Linked DNA regions of Homo sapiens: region 1 is linked to region 2. A link is an interaction called in ENCODE POLR2A ChIA-PET data of the cell type or tissue named here. Cell type or tissue: GM12878. All regions are shown on one strand.

What was found. Peaks named below come from ENCODE experiments on the same cell type or tissue, not always from the same donor. Only the 100,000 strongest peaks of a DNase experiment are listed, where the experiment ranks them.
Region 1: POLR2A ChIA-PET joins it to region 2 with 9 read pairs; 1 of 35 experiments calls an interaction of 5 or more read pairs at or near these places.

Annotation. Positions count from the first base shown.
Region 1 is chr4:105,441,437-105,445,436 of GRCh38, forward strand. All of the region lies in intron 5 of PPA2 (inorganic pyrophosphatase 2), which reads right to left. Among named protein-coding and RNA genes, the nearest start is that of PPA2, 31 kb to the right of the region's middle. In GM12878, no CTCF peak of the experiment used is centred here; a DNase peak (open chromatin) is centred at 2,322.
Region 2 is chr4:104,391,381-104,395,380 of GRCh38, forward strand. LOC105377350 (a long non-coding RNA gene) reads right to left here and starts at 3,031. Exons shown (of 3, transcript XR_939033.3): 1 at 2,878-3,031. In GM12878, no CTCF peak of the experiment used is centred here; a DNase peak (open chromatin) is centred at 3,995.

The DNA.
Region 1 (4,000 bases), 1.1 Mb after region 2:
AAGGATATACGGTACTGGAACCCTATATACTGCTGGCAGGAGTATAAATTGTCACAACTTCTTTTATAACAATCTGGAAATACTTAGTAAAGTAAAATAGTTATACAACTCATAATTTGACTAACAGGTATATAAGTATATATACTATCTATAGAATAGTTATACAACTCAAAATTTGACTAACAGGTATATAAGTATATTTACTATCTATACAGAAAACTTTAGCATGGACCCAAGAAAGCTACAAACAACCTATCAACAGGAAAACAGTATTATAGAAAAGATGATTATAAAGCTATAAAAATGAATAAATCAGAATACACATATTATTGTTATACCCTAAAACAAATCCTTCTCATTTTCATGCAGGTGTTTGTGATTATTACCTTACAATCTATAAGTAATGGCCAATACATTTCTAATCACCACACTCTGGTCCTTAGGTCTCTTAAAAAATCCCTGAATCATACAAAGCCATATATACAGGTGGTTCTTAAGAATATCTTCCTGATTAACCAGCATTCCTATCACAAGTCGAAGGAAGACCTTTGACTTTCCCACTACCATCACTTTTTTTTTTTTTTTTAAGAGAGGGTTTCACTCTGCCACCCAGGCTGAAGAACAGTGGTGTGACCATAGCTCACTGCAACCTTAAACTCCTGGCCTCAACTGATCCTCTTGTCTTGGGCTCCCAAAGAACTGGAATTACAGGGATGAGCCATCACCTATGCTTTCCCAGCTTTAATTTGGAGCAAAAGCCTCTACCAGTGTTTTTACTACTAGTAGCTAACATCAGTAGCAATCATCATCATTGAGTTAATATTATTAAGAACTCACTATGGGGCCAAACACCTCTGATCAACTCATTCAATACTCACAATAACCTTGTAGGGTAGGTAGTATGATCATACAGATAAACAAACAGGCCTAGAGAGATTTAGTCACTTGTCTCAGGTTATAAAGCTAATAAGTAGGACTATATATTTGATTGGGGAGGTCAATGAACCAAATTTATAATTAAGCACAAAATAAACATATCAATACTACATTAAGACTGAAGAAATTTTGAATTTAAACTGAATCTAGTCTTTTAATATTTTCCAGACAGGTATTCTAAATATTCACTCAATGAGATGTAACACTGAAATAACCCATTACATGTGGGCAATATGAATAAACTGGTGGGAAGACGAGATGAATTTTTGCCCAGGGAAGCTCAAACTTTGAGGAAGGCATTATTAGGAGTGCGGGAGATGCTATTCAGGCTAACGGTCTAGACAGCTGAAGGTCTGAATAATGATGGTATACTGATGAATCACAAGCTAAGTGGATAGACTACTACTTAAACAGTATTCTGCTGCTTAAATGTTCTTCTAAGTACACAGTTGGCTCAGTAACTGCTCTGAACAAGTTTCTTGCTGTTACAAGACGAATCATAGAACAGCTAAAGTATCCACACACGCCTATGAAACAAATGTGACACACATACACAATGCATTAATTTATTCATTTCACAGTTATTGATCACCTACTCCATGGCAGGCATTAAGCTGGGTAGTCAGAATGTATCAGTGAACAAAAGAGACAGAATACCTGCCCTCATGAAGTCTGCATTCTAGCTGGGAGAAATTAACAATAAACATAATAAATAAATTATACAGCAGGTTACAATTTGGCAGGTGTTATAGAAAAGGGAAATAAAGTATGAGAGGGGGAATGGGAGTAGGGTTAAAAGTTTTAAAGGATGATTGGCAGATACTATGAAGAAGATGAGTTAAAGGCAACCTAAGGAAGCCATGTGCATACCTGGAAAGGAGTGTTCCCAGGAAAGGACACAGTGAAGGTGAGGGCTTGAGACATCAGTGTGCTTTGAGCACCAGAGTGCCAGTGTGGAAGTGAAGAAGCAGAAGGCAGAAGGAGAGTTGGAGATGAGATTAAAAAGATAAATGGGACCAGGGGCTGGCTTTCATTTTAACAGGGTCATGTCTGAACATCAACCATCAAGCAGAAAAAAAAAAAAAAAAAAAATCAGGTAGAGCTATTCCATAAGCTATCCCATAAGCAATTGGCATGATTTCAGCATTCTTAAAAACATCATTCAATTTAGTTATTTTCTTTGATAAATAACTAACTTATATGCAATTTATGGTGTATTCACACACACACACACACACACACACACACACACACACACACACACAGACTCTCTCTCTCTTTTTCTCTCTCTCTCTCCAAGATCAGTCAGGTTTAAAAAAGTAGTACAGATCTCTAATTGAAAATGGCAGACAGAATGCAGGTCTATTTCCTCTTTCACTTCCATTCTAGCCACACTGGCTTCCTTTTTGATACTCACACATGCTAGGCCTATTTCCACCTCAGGACCTTTATACTTGCTGTTTCTTGTTGGACTGCTCTTCCTCTAGATGTCCACACTACTTGTTCCCTCACTTCCTTTAGATCTTTACTCAAATAACACCTTTTCACTGAGATCGTCTCCCTGTCTAAATTGCAACAATCCTAATATCCCCTAGTCCCATTCCCTGCTTAACTTTTCTTTGACATACTTACCACCACCTGACATTTTACTTGGGGTTTATTTTGTTTATTGTCTGTTTATCTGACTAAAATAAAAGCTCCAGAGAAATATCTGTCACTTTTTATCACTGCTTTACCTGCAGTACTTACAAGAACACCTTGCAAATATACAGGCCTTTAATAAATATGTACTGAATGAATGAACAGTTTGGTGAAGGCCTGGTGAGGACACAATGAGGTAAGTTAGAAACACTGAAGAAGACTTTGTGGTGGATAGACGTGAGAAAGGGGGAATGCTGCAAAATGAGGATAGAGAAGTAAGCGGAGGCCAGATCACACAGGGTTGAGTAGCAATGTTAAGAATTTTGTATTTTATCTTTTAAGCAACAGGAGACCATTAAGGTGTTCTTGTACAAGAAAAGCATCTGCAAATTTGTGTTTTAAAAATATCAATTTGGATATTGGATGGAGTATGAAACTTAGGTAGGCAATGGTGAATGCAGGGTGAATAATGAATTAAGGGACTACCACAGTCTAATTCTGTTTTATTAGTAGAAGAACTACCGTACCTGCCAGATTAATACCACTGCAGAACATCTGGAAATCCAGACACATCCAGAGGAGCACAGAAGTTTGGCAGGACTTTAAATGGAAAACTACAGAAGCTTCTTTTGTTTTTACCTCCGTTCCTCCCCTTCTCTCTTTCCTGTCAATAGGTTTGCTTTTTTATTTTTTTCATAATTTTAAATTAGTAGATGAATTAGTAGTGCCTATTATACCACATCATAACCAGCAGTTTAGTTCTTGATTGCCCCAATCAGACTAAAAACAACTTTAGGGAAAGAACCATACGATAATAAAAGTACCAGTCTTAATTATAACAATAATTGATTACTACATGTTACACACTATTCAAATGCAGTAACTCATTTAATCTCAACACAAAGATAAGAAGTAGATATTTTATGTTCTCCATTTTACAGATGAAGAAAATGAGGAAAAGTATCTTTCCCAAGGCCCAAGGTCACATTACTAGAAAGTGACAATCTCACTCCCAAACCCACATTTTCCAGTCACTTATTATGAGGCCTTGATGTCACATCTATATCCCATCTGTCTTTATATACCCAACACCTAATATCCTGCCTAGCACATAAATCCTTAATAAATGTTTAAAGAAATAAATACATGCACCTTAGTTTATTCTCTAGCTCCTCTACTTACGTCTCTGTTTTTGTCTGTCTCTAATTCATTGGCTTCTTCAGCATTACCCTCATCCACACATTTCCTACAGGCTGCATCCCCTAAGCTTTACAGAACTTTTTCAACCTTTTGCTGTTGGGTCAAACAGCATACCTATTTAAGTACCTGGAGAGTTAGAAAACCTGCTTTCATGGTTTCCACAGGCATTCTCATTCTTAGCATATCACTTTAGAAGTGCCCATTTTAACCAAGAATGTATCCA
Region 2 (4,000 bases):
ATTTCTTTTGTATAAAATAAAAATAGTAAATTTTTTCATAATATTTCTTTCATTAAACACAGGTTTAGAGTCATTTATTCTCAATTTCATCTAATAAAATAAAAATAGGATATTACGCTAATGTTATTATCTTTCATATGAATATTCCAAAGTCTTTTACCATGTTTCTATAGGAAGTATTTAGAAGCACAGGTAAAGTGATTTAACTTTCTTAGGACTATGTAGTCCAGGCAACATAATACAGTTTAATTTGCAGATCAATCAGTTCATTCATTAATCAATGTGCACTGTATCCATGTTGGTTAAGGCAGTGGCTCTTAACCAGAAGAATGCACCAGATTTTCTTGGGATGGCTTTTAAACAAGTACACCCAGGGACCTAAACCCTAAGATACCTTGTAAACAAATGCACCCAGGGACCCAACCTGTAAAGTATAGCAATTTGGAAGTAGACTATTAAAAAGCTCCACAAATTATTGTGATGCACATTCTTACTCAAGAAATCCTGCTTTAGCCATTGAAGGATAAAAAGGAAACAGACTTTGACACAATAAAATCGAAAAAAAAACATTTAAAAATATATAAAATAATATGTAATAAAATGTGGAATGTTCTGGTTCTGTGTGGGATAGAAATACTTCATTAGAAAGATTAGACTTAATCTGTACTTTCAAAAGTAGGTTGGAGCCAGGTGCGGTGGCTCACACCTGTACTCCCAGCACTTTGGGAGGCTGAGATGGGCGGATCATTTGAGGTCTGGAGTTCGAGACCAGCCTGACCAACATGATGAAACCCCATCTCTACTAAAAAAAAAAAAAAAAAAAAAAATTGCGAGGCGTGGTGGCGCATGCCTATAGTCTCAGCTACATGGGAGGCTGAGGCAGGAGAATCGCTTGAACCTGGGAGGCGGAGGGTTGCAGTGAGCCAAGATCACGCCACTGCACTCCAACCTGGGTAACAGAGCGAGACCCTGTCTCAGGAGAAAAAAAAAAAAAAACAAAAAACAGTATGTTGGCTTTTCAGAGCTGGCAGAAATACATGGAAAGAGAAAAAATATATAATATGAGCAAAAGCACAGAGGCAAACATAATTACTGTGTGGGAATCAGCAAAGAACAAACTGGTCACCTGAAAGTACGTTCCATGACTCTAGAAATGGTTTCTGTCTTACTCACTGCTTTATATACATTACTATTACCTGTCCAACAAATGTGAATGAATGAATAAACCAATCAATCTGTCAATAATGAGCATGGCATGTTCTTACAATAGAGTGGTGGGAAATAGGTACATACACATTTAGAACAAAATCCAATTATGGATGATTTTCAGAGCCAGTAAAGAAGGTAAGGCAGGGACCCATAAAATGAAGAGAATATTTGAGCTAGAGTCATTAGGGTATCATAACGACACGTATTAGAGAGGTTCTGCATTTGAAAGAAGAGAAGCCAGTTGAAAATGTGTTTCAGTAATACAGGTACGTAATAATCAAGGTCTTACATTATTTTCATAAAATTATGCATAGTGCTAAAAATAAGTCCTATTAGGAGAGTTCAAATATTATAAAACTTTTTGACTATTCGTGTTTAATACCGCATTTTAGCTAATTTGATGATTTGTTGTCCTTAAGTTGCACTTGTCTTTATTTCCTTTTCTACTCTCTTCTTCATTCTCTCATCTCTCTCCCTTTACTCTTGAACTTTTATATTTTCTCTGTCAAAGTATGTAGCTTAAAAATTAAATACTAGAAAATTCCAGTTGCTGAGATTGTGATTATAATTGGTTACATTCTAGTTGCACAACTTCAATAAGCTTAATTTATACTTTAATAATATTTTATAATGGATTTACCCTAGAATAATGTTAGAAGAATAAAAATGAAATTAACAAAAAGTTGCTTTTGATCAGCACAAGATGTTAATATTCTTAGATATTGTCTTGATATATAATGTTTATATTATAGTTAAGGTAGTGTAGGTAAATGCCAGAAATTTATTGTCTGTTATTTGAAAGTTAAAAAAAAAGCCTAGACAATATTTCACAACTTTGTTCATATTTTATAGACTGTTACTTTCTTCACTCATGCCTTATTAATTTCCCATTAAAACTCTAACTCTTAGGAATATGATTTAATATATATCTGTAGAATACAGGTATTTCACAAGTTAAGAATATGTGAAGTGATGATCAGGCAGTTATACAGCATCTGACAGTATATAGAATTAAAGCTGAGTCAGAAGCCAAAAAACATAATTAGGAGAATTGCTGGGATTACAAAAAAATAGGAAAGAAATCTAAGCCACAGATTAGCTTCAGTCCCACAATTACCTGAAACAAGACTGATGAAATTATCAGGAGAAAATAAAATATAAATCCATTTTCATGGATAATTTGATATTCAAAGTAGTCACTTTCACTCTTTCAGGCCATTGGGAGAATGATGCAACCAATTTAATGAATTACTACCCACGTTAACAGCCTAAAGGGGTGGGGGAGGATATATTTCCTCTGTTTCATATTACCAGGAAGTTTTAGCTACAATGAAAATCTATGTAGCAGGAGAACAGAAAACATATTTTTATGGTTTACGTAGGCTGGAAGCAACAAGAAGAACTTTTTTCTGAAGAAAGCAAAAAAAAAAATTGATGCCATATGCAGAAATTATTGCTGGAGTTTAATGGACTGAGATGGCCTTAGGAAGGAGGAAAAAATGACTATTAACTGTTTCTAATGATTCAAAACAACAGCTACCTCTACAAAAATTGTACTCTACCACTGCTCACTAAATACGCTCCTCACCATCACCACTCCCCATCATGCTTGTGCTGACAACATCCATGAATTAAACAATTGACATTTTAAAAAAAACCCATGGTTACCTGAAAGCTGAGGTTTCTGTCTTCCTATGCCAATGTTCCTAGTTTTGGATGAGATGAGGAAAAATACAGTTGTGCATGTAAAAGTTACGTTCGCTTGAATGTTTGCATATTTTACATTTGAGTGCAGGCATCTATCAAGGATGCAAACCAAAGTGAAGCAAAAAGAGTATTTAAATCACGCGTGGATCTTAGAGACAGAGAGAGACATCTACTGGTCCATTTACTACCAATCCCAAGCGCCTCCCCCTCCACTGTAATTAATGTAACGTTTTCTCTCTTTACAGCTGACAGCCAAGAGCATAATTAGAGTCTAATAAAACACAGAAAAGTCACAAATGCAAAGTGGAATAAACAGTAAACAGTGAGGGAAGAGAAGATCCCGGAGTGTGATGGCTGGGTAATGTCTTAGATAAACTGTGTGCACATTGACACTGTCACGCTCTCGGCAGCCCCAAGTGTGCTGGTAGCCTGGTGCAGACAGACAGCTCGAATTAATCCCAAGAGAAGCGCATGACAGGCGAGTGAAGCAGACAATTAGAATGAAGGAGGAAATTGGAAATGGCAAAGGTGTGAACATATGTCAAATTACAACTAAATGATAAATTACAATTCTGTCATTGGAATAAGCGGTAATTAAGAAAGATTTCAGCTATCCTTCTTGAAAAAAAATAAGAGAGAACCACGTTTTTCCCCTCAGTTTAGATTTGTTTGCTGAATTGTTTCCATCCATCTCACACATGGTGCTGTATCTTCCTGACTTTGGAGCTGCATTATTTGTGTACATTAAGGATAATTCTTTTCTTTCCTCTTCTCCATTTTCCAGACTGGCAGAATAATAGTGTTAAAATGAAGAGGAAGCTGATAGTATCTGATATAAAAACCTGCAATGAGATTTAAAAAAAAAATAAAAAAAGAGAGGTTTGCTGCTGAAGCTGCTGCGGCACTCTAATTATTTTAAACAAGCACTGCACAGTCCAGCTGACAATTAGGAAAGCCTGCTCTATGGCTTGGGGGAGTCATATGAAACCTCATAATCACTGTATACACGTCCTTTTCGTTTAGACAGTAATGAATGTGGGTGGGGTTTCTTGGCAGTTTTTGGCCACTTAACCACAATTTAAAA